Regions from separate parts of the Homo sapiens genome. Here region 2 is linked to region 1. The links are chromatin contacts, found by Hi-C in ENCODE. All regions are on one chromosome and are shown on one strand. The core of a region is the stretch at or near the end of the contact, and the rest is flanking DNA. Distances in the headings are between cores, read along the strand shown. Region 1 has its middle 300 kb from the start of CSNK1G3. Region 2 overlaps LINC01170 (long intergenic non-protein coding RNA 1170).

What was found. Hi-C counts contacts between places; a loop is a spot of excess contacts on that map. Pooled maps may share reads with other maps.
Region 2: a loop to region 1 is called in a map of posterior cingulate gyrus, with 5 times the contacts of the local background. The contact joins two enhancer-like sites. A Hi-C loop is called at or near these places in 2 of 168 maps with a recorded cell type or tissue (Right ventricle myocardium inferior and posterior cingulate gyrus) and 4 of 50 pooled maps.

Annotation. Positions count from the first base shown.
Region 1 is chr5:123,809,031-123,811,730 of GRCh38, reverse strand. No RefSeq gene overlaps it. Among named protein-coding and RNA genes, the nearest start is that of CSNK1G3, 300 kb to the right of the region's middle. Within about 2 kb of position 1,375, at least 4 of the 41 ENCODE cell types and tissues checked have a DNase peak (open chromatin) inside an H3K27ac peak, as active enhancers do.
Region 2 is chr5:124,161,550-124,164,249 of GRCh38, reverse strand. All of the region lies in intron 4 of LINC01170 (long intergenic non-protein coding RNA 1170), which reads left to right. Among named protein-coding and RNA genes, the nearest start is that of LINC01170, 280 kb to the left of the region's middle. Within about 2 kb of position 1,314, at least 5 of the 41 ENCODE cell types and tissues checked have a DNase peak (open chromatin) inside an H3K27ac peak, as active enhancers do.

The DNA.
Region 1 (2,700 bases), core at 126-2,625:
GAGGTTTTATTATGTACTCTTATTTGGTGTGTCTCATAGGATTTTGCACATTTGTCCAATTCTCAAGAACACATTCTTTTGGGGCCAGAATAGAGATAACAGCTATTAAATATTCTTTCATAGGATGAGCCAGATAAAATATATGAAGATTTATAGATACAGATAAAGATATAGAAATATCTGTAATTCAGTCAATAACCAACAATATTTAAAATAGCTGAGCAATACCAGCAGGAAAAGAACGGTGTGAAGGAGTGCTAAGGGAAGGTGCAAGATTGGTAGGGTTTATATGGGGGAGGGGGTGCTGCTTTAATTGGATTTTGTTTTCCATAGCTAATCAGAGAGGTCACATGCAAAATCTTTTCGTAAGTGTTAACCCATGGTCTCCCACCGCAGTAAGCTGGGAAAAAAGAACTACACCTATTTACAATGTGTTTTCCATAAGCAAGGCAAATCTGAAATTGTGAGGTTGGGTACATGGGGCTTTTACATAGGCAGTGAGCCTGCTGTCGGAGCCATCTTCATACCAGCCAAATCAGCCTCAAAGACAAAAAGAGAAAATGGAATGTGAAAAGACAAAAGTGACCAGCCTCTCAGCTCCCAAAGGGACCCTCCAAATAGCACAGCAACGGCAGCACTGTAACCTTCCTTGGCTGTCACAGGATCCTGTGAATAAAGAAAGTGACAAGCAAAACTAATTTGAGGCGGCAGTTGATGAACATTTGCCCATGTAAAAGCCACCACCAAGTGTTTCCTTTCCCAAGGACCTTAGAAAAAAAAAAAAAAACTAGGGTTCACTACCGGCTTCCTGTTTATTAGTGGGACTCAAAATGCAGAATATAAATGCATGTGCTGTCACACACGCATACACACACACACATTGTGAAATGGAGCGCTATCTTAACTCTGACATTTTATGTCTTTTCTGTATATGTAAGTGATATATAATACACGCATACATAAGTTAAAATGCCAAATTGGAAAGAGTCTGCTCAATCATGTCTTATGACATGATACTTCCTGGGAATAAAGCTTTCAGAATGTGACAATCAGACACGGTAATTAAAAATTAATACTGAAGCAGGTGTAGCAATATTTAGCATGTGTGCAGTGGAAGGTTGTAGAAGAGGTCAGTCACATGGTCTGCAAAATAGTCCAACTCTGTTGAAATCCCCGGCCCTAACCTCACCCTTTGCTTTGAAAATAATTCTTTAGCTGGTCAGCAGCATCTCAGTGTTTTCACTGACTTCAGAGGCAAAAGGCAAACATTTGCAGACACACCCTTGTCCCTCCATGAGGCCTGCAGTCCTTTCAGCTTTCTTTCCTGCTTCGCACATGAAAGAATGCCACCAGTCATATGACCCGATAATGACTGACTTCCATGCCACCCTCATCCAAGCAGAGTGACACCGGGGTCACAGGAGGTGCTTTTGCTGGGATGACAGCTCTCTGGCCAGTCAACCTCTCTCTTGATTTTTCCAGGACTATTATTTGGAGCAGTAGCAACAGAGCCAGAAAGAGAGAAAGAGACTTCAGATGATAAAAAAGTAATAATAATAACGAGAGTTATCAGGGAGAGAGAGAGAGAAAATAAAAGAGAGAGAGGAGGAAGCTGCTTCTATCTGAAATGTTCAGACATGCTGAAGTAATCATCCTGGCAACATGTTAGCAAAACATTAGAAACACTTTAGTAAGCAAATAATTTAATTACAGCCTTCTCGGAGGCAGTTTATATTGCTTGACCCCTGACCTCTTATATTGCTGTACCTAAACTCAGCCCGGAATTCACACTTCCTATTCTTGTCACAGAATCTCTCCATCTTGTACCATTTAATATAGTGTGCTCCAGGTGTTCTGTGGTGAATGAATAGTTATATTACTACCTGTCAGACACAATCACACTCTATTCATCATTCTCGCCTGGCTGCATGAGGCCCAGCTTCCAGCAGGCTCCCTCTCTATTTCCTTGTTCAAACGTCTGCGGTGCTTTTGGCCCATCTGTCAAGCCTGTCATTTAGAGGGAAAACAGTATCAGCGCTTTAAATATATGGAGTTCTCTATTGAAACAGTGCTGTGATTGAACTGTCAGCATTCTCAGTATCACAGACAGTAATTCATGACTGGTCAGGTCTCCACTGAGGTTGCTATTACTACGGTGACCCTGAAGGGTCACGCTGAGGGTTTTTGCTTTACAGTTTGGTCTATAAATAGTGCAATTAACCTTTCAAGAATTACAAAATGCTCTTGAATTCTCTTTATATTTGCTTCGTGCTTGCATAGTTTAAAGCAAGAGGAAGAAGAAAGAGAAAAAAAACTCTACAAAATTGCTGAAATATGTGCCATATGAGTAGAAATATACATATATATATATATATTGTTTTGAGAGTGAGCACTTCAAATGCATGAATATATTTTAAGCCATCGTTTGCTGTTTTGGAGCAAGATAACATATGCTGAGATTTCTGCTGAAATTAAAAGGTTTCTGAATCCGAAATAAAATATGATGGATGTGAATGAAAGGACTTCTGTTCATCCTTATGGAAAGGAAGTGAAGGTTTTCAGTTCTCCAAATTGTTACCTTTCAAAAACAGAGGGTTTCTCACTGTTTCCAGCCCCAATTTCTCAAGCAAAACACCTGCATTCCCAACTAAGCCCAGGGAAAACACTCTCAGGAGCCAAATGCTATCTCTAATCTTAGAA
Region 2 (2,700 bases), core at 65-2,564, 350 kb before region 1:
CAGACCCCTCACATTGTTGTCTATGTGGATGTTGTTCCTGGAGTGAGACAGGGTAAACCTGCCAGCCTCACACAGTGAGCTTGGTAACAGAAGCTCCTGGTAAATGCTGTTATTCCTAGTACCTAAAACAGTGCCTGACACACAGCAGGTGCTCCAAATATATTGCTAGAAAATGAACTCTTAAATTTAATGGTTTCTAGAGGCCTAGGGGAGCTAGAGAATGTATTTTAGCTGTAATCTTTTCCATTTCTATTGCTCTGGTGTGTTCCTCCAAAGAAAACCTATATTTAAAATAGTAAATATGACTAAATTTCTGATATAAATTACAAAGAAAGGAATCAATCATTTACCTGAATTGCTTAAGAAATTGCTTAAGGCTAATATGCTCATGTTACTGATAGTTTAATTTTAATGATTATAGGAAGAATTTTTTAAAAATCTTTTTCATTAACATTTGTATTTGTATATTAATCATAAATAACTAATGTGCTACCAGTATGGGATATTACCCATCTCTATAAATCTTTTGGGATAAGACCACTTTGCTAGGTAGATTAGATTTCACAATAATTTATATGAGTCTTTGAACTGAAAAATATTCCTCATTCTCAAACATTAAATATGCTGATGAGAAGTCATAACACATTTTATTTAAAAGGAAATATAACATTTTCTTCCAAAAATTCAAGCAAACGCAATCATATAGATAAATGAAGAAAATCTGAATTTGTGAACTAAAAATTAAGATGACCAGGATTATAAAATTTAAAATAGATTCTCCATCATATATCATACATTTATTCAGTTTTAGTATAAAGATCCTGCATAGGAAGTATTTAAACACTGCAGGGTTAGGTTTTCCTCACTGTGACTCATCTTTGGACTCAAGGATGAATGTACACGAGAGCTTTGGTCAGATTAGGTGAACGTGGTCTATTTGATTAGTAATTGATCCTGCGTGCATGTCACATTCCCTGGAATTGATAACAACCACAAAAAAGCCAACCCCTTTGCCTTCAAACCCACCTATGAAATAAAAATGCTGCAGCTAGTGTGTTTTTTAAAAATAGACATTTTATTACACTGCAGCGTTTCCTCCTTTTTCTCTGTGGTATCATTTGAAGTCTGTTTTTTAAAACAGAAGTTGAACAAATGAATCCTTCTGTCCTCACTTTCAGTTGTCAGCAGTGCTTCAGTGTGAGATGAAATAAATTGCCAAGCCCTTTCATCTTCTATAATCAGCTCTGCACAGCTGAGTACACCCACAGCCCTGCATGCCGCCTCTGCCAGCGCTGATTCTATGTGGAACAGGAAGTCTTTGTTAGTGCCACATTTCCAACGCTCTACACAGGAGTGGGTTTATTTTGCTTCCCTCCTTCCTTTCTTGCTCCCTTGCCTCTTCCACCTCCTTTCTCCCTGCCTGCACAGCTGACGTGCAGTTCATTTCCTGTAGGAAAGAAGTTTGGGGGGATTGACATTATTTTTTTTAAAAAGATATGTCTGAGGTAGGTTTTTTCCATCCTGCAACACAATCATGCGTATCATTCCTTTAGTCATGTACAAATTGATGAGCATTACAAATGGGAAGTTATTTGGAGAAGTCCTAAACAATGCCTTTACTAGGTCAAGATGTTATTTTATTTTGTTTTGCTTTATTTTATTTTACTTATTTTATTTTATTTTTTAGAGACAGAGTCTCACTCTGTCACCCAGGCTGGAGTGCAGCGGTGCGATCTTGGCTCAGTCTCCCAAGTAGCTGGGATTACAGGCTCATGCCACCACTCGTGGCTAATTTTTGTATTTTTACAAAATTTCACCATGTTGGCCAGGCTAGTCTCCATTTCCTGGCCTCATGTGATCCGCTCGCCTTGGCCTCCCAAAATGCTGGGATTACAGGTGTGAGCCACCATGCCTGGCCCAAATGCTTTATTTTTAAAAGCAGAGAAGCAGCACATTTATAACACCAAGGATATCCACAGAGATTTACTTATCACATTCCAGGTTTTATATTTCTAGCACCCAAACTACGTGGACTTCTATTAGGGAACAAAGCAGGGCATAACAGGTTGGTGTAGGGGCTACAAACAAATATCTGCTAGTTATTGCTAGTTTTCATTGTTCTTGTTTTCTGCCATGAACCCGAGTTCCTTTCAAGATCGTCCTTCCTTTAGTCCATGTACTTCTGGTGGGGCTACCAGTCCCTGATTTCTCCTTTTCTGCATCTTCTTCCTCCTTATCCCCACTACCATCATTCTGCTCTTCATCATAGTTGTCAGCACGGTGGTTATTAGGTGTCAGGTGCTAGTCTTAATGCCTTACATGTATAAACTCAGTTTAATCCGTTTGGCACAGTTTGGCTAAATGATTTGCCTAATGTCACGCAGCTAGTTAAGTGGTGAAAGTGAGATCCAAACCTGGGTATTGTGTCTCCAGACTTCTGTTCTTATCTAGTTCACAATAGTGCTGCTCTAAGGGTGGGCAGATGACTTACTTGTACCCTACCTGCCTGGAAACAAAGATTAGTCCAAGGCTGGGCACATGGTCCAAGAGAAGGGAGATGGTATGGGTAGAAGTTGCACATTTTGTCTTTCTGCAGGCGTTACAAAGCTAGCAGGATGGGACTCTGGGGCTGTTAGGGGACATCATACCCGTCGTGTGCAGAGATGGAGCCTTGATACTTACTGAGTTCTGTCTGGTCCA